Regions from separate parts of the Homo sapiens genome. Here region 1 is linked to region 2. Evidence: read pairs that join two places in POLR2A ChIA-PET (ENCODE). Cell type or tissue: IMR-90. All regions are shown on one strand. Each heading gives the region's core, and the rest is flanking DNA. Links, peaks and the distances in the headings are about the cores only.

Region 1 (4,394 bases), core at 134-4,133, 1.1 Mb before region 2:
CTTGGGCAACAGAGCCAGACTGTTTTAAAAAAAATTTTTTTTAATGATACTCATGATTAAAATAACTATGTAATTTATCTAAATTATTGTTTACAAGCATTTATCTAAGTAAGTTGAATAAACGGTGTCTACATGTTTAGTAGAAAACAAATGTTTAGTAGCTCTGGCAGAATTCATCTCCTTGCTTTTTAAGAGATTAATAAACAATGAATACATTGTAGAGGAAAGAAGTATGTTTTCACTTTGAAACCTTTTTAAAAATTTTTCTTTAGCCATTTAGTATTAATAACAAGGGAAGTAGTATTAATAACAAGGGAAGAGGGGTTTCTACTCCTTTTCTTTTTTTCTTTGCTCTTCTTCCTCATTTCATCCCTTGGAGACTGTCTATAGTCCCACATTTTGTCCAGTTTTGAATCTGTGTAATTTTGACTCTATGGCAGAAACTGTTTATTGCTGACTATACATTTGTTCTCTCTTCTCTCAAATAAACAGAGCCCCAACTTTTTACTGAGCACAATATAGCCAAAAGATGACATTGCCCAGCCTCTTTCGCAGATAGCTGTGGCTATTCCAGGATCCCAGAAAATGGTAGCCACAAATGAAGGCCTCTGAAGCAGAACTGCCCTGGATCTTTACTGTGCTGGTGCCCTCTCGGACTTTCTCTTGCCCTTCTGTCTCTGGCCTCTCATTCTCCCCCGAGAAATGGAAACTAGAATTCCTCTTCCCCCAGGTGGGTCATAGAAGCCAGCAACAAAACCTAAAAATATCACTTTAACTTTCTCTTTCTCCCAGCCTTTCTGTATAAAAACTGGCCATAAAGAAATGATCTGACCTGCCTCGTCTGACTGTTCCAGATTGTTGAAACCCATTCTGGAGAGGCTTCTACCCCACATTTAGACTGTTGAATCCCATTGCAGAGCGGGTCCTGTCCCACATCCAGAAGGAAGGAAGGCACAGAGGTCAAGAAGAATCTAGATAGACAGCATTGCTGAGTTTCTCCCACTCAGTCTATAGCATTAGATCACACTCTTTTTTTATCCTGTTATATTTCTACATGGCTGTTCATACTTGGTTGAACCTAAGCATAAAAGTGGACAATTCCCCTATATCTTTTATTTATTTTATTTATTTTCACTTTTTTTAGGGACAGGGTCTCACACTGTCACTCGAGCTGGAGCTCGGTGGCACAATCACAGCTCATGCAGCCTCAAACTCCTGGGCCCAGCATACCTGGCTAATTTTAAAATTTTTTGTACAGATGGAATCTTGCTTTGTTCCTAAGGCTGACCTTAAACTCTTGGCCCCAAGGCATACTCCCTCCTCAGCCTCCCAAAGTGCTGAGGTCACAGGCATGTGACACTGTGCCCAGCCTCCCCTTCAGGTCTTCATTCTGCAGTCTCCTGTGTACGTGTAAAATTATGATCAAATAAATTTGTATGCCTTTTCTCCTATTAACCTGCCTTTTTTGTCAGCGATTGTCAGTGAAACTTCAGAGGGCAAAGGGGAAGTTTTCCTTGGCCCCTCCAGTTTTGGTGCTGTGAACAGGATACCAAAGCTGCTCTGTTCTTCTGGAAGCTGCAATGAAGGGAACCAAGGACCTGACAAGCCAGCAGAAGGGTAAGAAATTCTTACCAGTCAGGCTCCCGGCCTCTCTCCCTCTGTGGAATCTGGTAGAGCCGATGGTAAAAATCACTGTTTGTCTCATTTTCATCTCCAAAACCTTGATTAATGAGAAAAAAGGATTTGTGTGACTAGTTTTGGGTGTAGCGACTCTGGTGTCCTTTTTTGGTATGAATATTCACATTGTTCGGTCCCTTTCCTTCCAGAAATAGTCTTTGTCTTTCCGTGTTGTTGTGTCATAAAGAAGGATGCCATAGGGTAGGACATGGGCCTAAACCCCCATAAACTCTCTATTTGAGCTGGCACTGCAGACTGATCAGTTTTGCGGTTCTGACTAGACCTGTGTCTATAAACTTTGCTGTAGTCCCCAAAATAAAAACCAGATGAAGTTCTCCTATTGTCTTATTTCATGTCCGTATAAGACCTTGACTTTTGAGAGCATTTTCTCTTGGTCCTTGCGATTTTAGGGAGCATGATTTTCAGGTCACATTAGGTGACCAGTCTAAAAATGGCTGGTCACATAAGATTTTAAGTGGTATACTTTTTGTTCCAACTATGTCAAGCTCTCAGGGGAGTTTGTCTTAAGTTCCATCTGTAAGGGGCTCCTGTTGCCTGGTTAGGCTGGGAAAATTCTAATCCCAGGAGGGCCTACCTGGTGCCAGTGGATTAACGGGTCTGTGACTGGTGGTCCCTGGCAAATTTGTTGGTTACTAGTGGCACCATATGCACAAACACCAGCCTTAATAGTCTGTGGTGGGCTGGGCACTGTGGCTCCCGCCTGTAATCCCAGCACTTTGGGAGGCCAAGGTGGGCAGATCATGAGGTCAGGAGATCGAGACCATCCTGGCTAACACGATGAAACCCCATCTCTACTAAAAATACAAAAAATTAGCCGGGTGTGGTGGCGGACGCCTGTAGTCCCAACTACTCGGGAGGCTGAGGCAGGAGAATGGCGTGAACCCGGGAGGCGGAGCTTGCAGCGAGCAGAGATTGCGCCGCTGCACTCCAGACTGGGCGACAGAGCGAGATTCTGTCTTAAAAAAAAAAAAAAAAAAATAGGCTGTGGCGGCAAGAGTCTTTGTTATCTTAAGTCTACTTCTCAGTGAATTTTCGGGGATCATGGAGACTGTCTCCTCCATATGCTCTCAAGGAACACCTCTTGTTTATATAGTAAAAACTTATTCTAAACCTGGAAAATTATCTCCTGGACTTTTCATGAAGAGGCTTATTGTTGAGTCACTACTGGAATTTGTAAACCATTGGAAATTCTAATCATCAGTGGCCAAAAGATGGATCCTTTAAATTAGAAAGAACTTTAATTTTTTTTTCTTAAAAAGAAGATTTTGGAGATCTCTCATTCTAAACAATTGTCTTACTTGTATTTATGGGACAATCAAAATAAAGAAAGACACAATAGTGTCTTGGCTTAGAAATTCTCTTGACAAAATTAAAATGCAAAAATCTAACCCAAAACAAAATTAAAATCCTTTGTACACTCAAACTGCCTGCTTTGAATTCCCTGTGGGATTTACAAATAAGGCATTCCACCTTGTGGTGCAGTGGCTAAGATTCTGTGCTTTCACACCTGTGGCCTGGGTTTGATTCCTTGTCAGAGAATCAGTCCCTGTAGTACTTGTAAGCTCTTTAACTCAACAGCACAAACATTTATAAAACTTGGTTTAATATTTGTGTGACTCTTGACTTTTGGGGTACCCATTTGTTATTGATGGACAAATGTCCACAAAAAAGGTAGACAGGATATCCACTGCAGCTGGAGTGAGAGACAAGGGGTGGGTTAGCTCTACCATGAAGCAGCAGCAGAAAGGAAAAAAAATCTATCAACTATTTTTATATCCATCCATATAGCCATCCATCCATTCATCAATTTAAATAGTTACAGCTATTTTGGCATAAGTCCAAATTTTTGTACAGCTCAAAGTGTAGTAAGTCTCTATTTTATTTATTTAGTCTAGAATAATGTCACCATTATCACAGAAATGACATCTACATTTTTCTTAAGTTAAAGTTTGAGGCCTGGGCATGATGGCTCACTCCTGTAATCCCAGCACTTTGGGAGGCAGAGGTGGGCAGATTGCTTGAGCTCAGGAGTTCAAGACCAGCCTGGGCAACATAGTGAAACCCCATCTCTACAAAAAATACAAAAATTAGCTGGATGTGGTGCCATGGGCCTGTGGTCCTGGCTACTTGGGAGGCTGAGGTGGGAGAATCCCTTGAGCCTGGGAGGACGAGGCTGCAGTGAACTATATGATTGCACCACTACTACTGCAGCTTGGGCAATAGAATGAGACCCTGTCTCGAAAAAGGAATAAAAATAAAATTTACATAAATAAATAAATAAATAAACGTTAAAGTTTGAAAACTTAATTTACCAGTTATTTTTCTTATTTAATTAGTAATACATTACTTCTTTTCAGGTCTCAGTTTTGGATTGTAACTAACCACTGTTCTCTTTTGGAGGCATAGTGCCTTAATAAATGTATTATTTTGTCTACCAAACCATGTGTTTGTTGCCAACTTGCAGTCTAGCAGTAAAGAAGCTAATTTTTTCCTGAGTTTAAGATTATGTTGAAAAATAGAATAGCTTATAACACTTTATGATATTATGTATTATACCAAACAGAGATGAAACTAAATAAGTTTACAACCTCTTAATCTTTGCACAAATGCTATCATTTATTTATTCATTTGTGCATTACTTTACTTCATGGAAGGAATATATTTATCATTTATTTGTTTTTCAAACAGAATTTCAA
Region 2 (4,394 bases), core at 131-4,130:
ACAAAAACAAAACTGGAATTTTGTTGTACTGGCTTTAAGTTTTTTTTTTTCTTTTTTTAAATTAAGACAGGGTCTTGCTCTGTCACTCAGGCTGGAGTACAGTTGTGCATTCTAGGCTCACTGCAGTTTTAGCCTACCAGGCTCAAGCAATCCTCCCACCTGAGCCTCCTGAGGCTGGGACCACAGGTGTGTACCACCATGCCTGGCTAATTTTTTTTTTCTTCTAGAGATGGGGTGTCCCTATGTTGCCCAGGCTAGTCTTAAACTCTTGGGCTCAAGTGATCCTCCCATCCCAGCCTTCCCAAAATGCTGTGATTACAGGCATGAGCCACTGTGCCTGTCTGTACTGGCTTCTTAAAACAAAACAAATCAAAATAAAGCAAACAGGTATGAGTAAAGTGATAAAGCTATTTCCTTTGTGAGACTTGTATAACCAGTTTTTATTTGCGTATATATTTACTGTGTATAGCTTTTCATTGTATAGTTTTTATTAAAATAGATTCTGGCATGTTAAAATAAATAGACATATACTGAGAAACCCCCATACATCTACTGAAAACAGTTTCAAAAAGACCCATGGCTTATGGCTGCAAATGTACAATCTTATCTAAAAGAGAACCTTCCCTTTGGTCCCCTTCTCCTTAGGAGAAGAACTTCTGCTTAACTTTATGTAACATATCCATATCAAAGATTAGTACATTTTATTGGTGAAAGGTAAAGGTATGTAAGTGGATAAATGGAGTAAAGATAGAAAAGAGAAATCAGGCTGGGGGCAGTGGCTCCAGCACTTTGGGAGACCGAGGTGGGAGGATTGCTGGAGCCCAGGAGTTCAAGACCAGCCTGTGCTGCATGGTGAAACCCCGTCTCTACAAAAAATACAAAAATTAGTCACATGCGGTATTGCGAGCCTGTTGGTCCCAGCTACCTGGGAGGCTGACATGAGAGGATTGCTGGAGCCTGGGAGGTCAAGCCTGCAGTGAGCCATGATCATGCCGCAGCACTCCAGTCTGGGTGACTGAGCCAGTCCCTGTCTCAAAAAATGAAAAGAGAAGCTAGAATTTTCCACATTAGCTGAGAAGACTTTTAGGAAGGAGTTACCAGAAGCTATAATAGAAATTTATGTGTGACTTAATTTTTCAAAAAAAAAAAAAAAAGCACACGGTAACAGTCCTGAATGAGTTATTTGGTCAAGAGTATTTTATTTATTTATTTATTTATTTATTTACTTACTTATTTATTTATTTTTTGAGACAGAGTTTTGCTCTTAATGTTGCCCAGGCTGGAGTGCAATGGCACGATCTCGGCTCACCGCATCCTCCGCCTCCCAGGTTAAGCAATTCTCCTGCGTCAGACTCCCGAGTAGCTGCGATTACAAGCGTGTGCCACCACGCCTGGCTAATTTTGTATTTTTAGTAGAGACAGGGTTTCTCCATGTTGGTCAGGCTGTTCTCTTAACTCCCGACCTCAGGTGATCTGCCTACCTTGGCCTCCCAAAGTGGTGGGATTACAGGCGTGAACCACCCCTCCCAGCCTGGTCAAAAGTACTAAAACTATTAAAAAGATTGAATTACCTACAAACTTTGATCTTTTAAAAGCAAGAGAATGTAAATTAATGGAGAAGAGTGTTCTGTAGTTAACGTAAAAAGAAAGAAACTGACACTGTGGCATGGGCAAGATAGCAGAGGATTGAAGACCCGGTTTTTGCCTTTTTTCCCCCCTTTTCCTGAGGACTTAAACTTTATTTTGGAAAAAGTGGCAGGTTTGTTTTTGTTAAATGGTTGAAAAGTGTTTGTATGTTACTTCTCAGATATTACTCAGTATAAATTATTTCTTAAAACCATATGAAGTTGTTTAGGTAAGAATGCTCTTAGTAATTACTATACCTAAGTCAGCCTGTATTTTGTCAGATATTTTTTAAGAAATGATCCAGATCAAATCAACTATTTTGAGGAATGTGAATATATATCCAGTTACAACTAGGAAAGAATGTTAAGAATATAAGCTGTGTTAAGAAACAGGAAAATTCTCTTGTTATATCATGCTGCTGCCAATCTGTAGTTTCTGTGACTCAGGAACAGAAGTATAAGCAATGACATAGTGATAACTGTTACTGTTATATTTTGATTTTAGATTTTAAAATAACCACACTTTAAAAACCGGATGCTGGGCTGGGCATGGTGGCTCACGCCTGTAATCCCAACACTTTGGGAGGCCGAGGCAGGTGGATCACTTGAGGTCAGGAGTTGGAGACCAGCCTGACCAACATGGTGAAACTCTGTCTCTACTAAAAATACAAAAATTAGCCGGTTGTGGTGGCGGGCATCTGTAATCCCAGCTACTCAGGAGGCTGAGGTGGGAGAATCACTTGAACCTGGGAGGCGGAGGTTGCAGTGAGCTGAGATCGCGCCATTGCACTCCAGTCTGGGCAACAAGAGTGAAACTCCATCTCAAAAACAAAACAAAACAACAAAAAATAAAAACTGGATGCTGAAAGGATGTTCTCAGATGGCAGAATCTGAGGATCTTCAGATTATTGCATCTGAAGATTATTATACAGGATGTTCAGTTATTTTGTTCAAAAACACAGGCTAGGATTCTGCCAGGAATATTCTTTCAGGAATGGTTAGCTTTTTTGGATGATAACAGTTTTTCATTCACCTTTCTTCCTCATTTAATATATTTCTATCTTTTCTTTATACTTTTTCCTTGTTTTTGTGCATATAAAATAAATAGATCTATGTTTTTGAAACTATCAAGAAACTGAATTAATTTTTAAAAATAAGTGTATATGAGTTGAAAATGTTTTTTTTTTTTTTTTGAGACAGATCCTCTCTGTCACCTGGCTAATTGTCTTTTTTTTTTTTTTTTTTTTTTTTTTTTTTGAGACGGAGTCTCCCTCTATAGCCGAGGCTGGAGTGCAGTGGCACAATCTCAGCTTACTGCAACCTCCGTTTCCTGGCTTCAAGTGATTCTCCTGCCTCAGCCTCCTTAGCAGCTGGGACTTACAGGTGTGCACCACCACACCTGGCTAATTTTTGTATTTTTAGTAGAGACAGGGTTTCACTGTGTTAGCCAGGATGGTCTCGATCTCCTGATCTCGTGATCCACCCACCTTGGCTTCCCAAAATGCTGGGATTACAGGCGTGAGCCACTGCGTCCGGCCTAATTTTTGTATTTTTAGTAGAGACAGGGTTTTTGCCATGTCACCCAGGCTGGTCTTGAACTCCTGACCTCAGGTGATTGGCCCGCCTCGGCCTCCCGAAGTGCTGTGATTGCAGCCGCGAGCCACCACGCCCAGCCAGGTTGAGCGTCTTTAATCTGAAAATCCCAAATTTGAAACGCTCCAAAATCTGAAACTTTTTGAACACCGAAGTAACACCATAAGTGGATAATTACACTCGACCTTATGTGATGGGTTGGAGTCAAAATGCAGGTGCACAACATACAGTTTATTCAGTGTCCCCAAAGGGAAAAAACATCCTCCCGGTGCTTTTCAGCTGAGATACATCTTTTCTATATATGCCCAGATTGCCCCAAGCAAGTGTGCCCTCAAAGCGTAATAAGATGGCATGTGTGCAGACCAGATGTGTCAGTGGCAGGATCCCCATGATGCCCCATGATGGGACCAAGACCTCTGTGTGTCACTCACTTTTTTTTTTTTTTTTTTTTTTGCTTATTCTCTGCTCTCTGACGTGAAGATATTGTTGGAATTGTCAGAAAGTCCTGCAGATATCCCTGTGGGTAAAACAAATAAGAAAAAGGGAAAGCATTACTAGCAAAGAAAGTCAAGCTGTTGGAAAAACTGACAGTGATGTCTGAAATGTCTTACAGAAGAGTATGTTGTTGGAATGACCACTGTATATATGACCTGAAAAATACAGTAGGATAAATTATTAAAGTTCTAGGTTGAAAGTGATGGGCAGAAGTTAGTAAAAAATAGAAAAGCACTGCATGAAGCTGAAAATGACCTTGATTAGATCTTGAAAGAGTAGATCCATCAGCATCACAGTGAACACATGCCACTTACTGGTATGCTTGTCATGAAGCGGAAAGATCAAGGCCGGGCGCAGTGGCTCACGCCTGTAATCTTCGCACTTTGGGAGGCTGAGGTGGGAGGATCATGTGAGCCCAAGAGTTCAGTACTGGTCTGGACAACATAGTGAGACCCCATATTTAAAAAGAAAGATCAAGCATGATGAACTGAAAATTGAAGTGAACTGTGAATGTTCAACAGGCTGGTTGCAGAAATTTAAGAAGAGATATGGCATTAAATTATTATTTTTTATTTATTTATTTTTTTGAGACAGCATCTCTGTCACCCAGGCTGGAGTGCATGGTGTGATGATAGGTCACTGCAGCCTTGATCTCCTGAGCTCAAGTGATCCTCTCACCTC

Evidence for each region. Peaks named below come from ENCODE experiments on the same cell type or tissue, not always from the same donor. Only the 100,000 strongest peaks of a DNase experiment are listed, where the experiment ranks them.
Region 1: POLR2A ChIA-PET joins it to region 2 with 5 read pairs; 1 of 35 experiments calls an interaction of 5 or more read pairs at or near these places.

What each region holds. Positions count from the first base shown.
Region 1 is chr10:95,710,377-95,714,770 of GRCh38, forward strand. It overlaps a transcript of ENTPD1 not described here. Among named protein-coding and RNA genes, the nearest start is that of TCTN3, 19 kb to the left of the region's middle. In IMR-90, for the core only: no CTCF peak of the experiment used is centred there; no DNase peak of the experiment used is centred there; H3K27ac peaks cover 163 bases.
Region 2 is chr10:96,846,210-96,850,603 of GRCh38, forward strand. The region is part of intron 2 of LCOR (ligand dependent nuclear receptor corepressor); the gene reads left to right. Among named protein-coding and RNA genes, the nearest start is that of LCOR, 16 kb to the left of the region's middle. In IMR-90, for the core only: no CTCF peak of the experiment used is centred there; a DNase peak (open chromatin) is centred at 2,052; H3K27ac peaks cover 403 bases.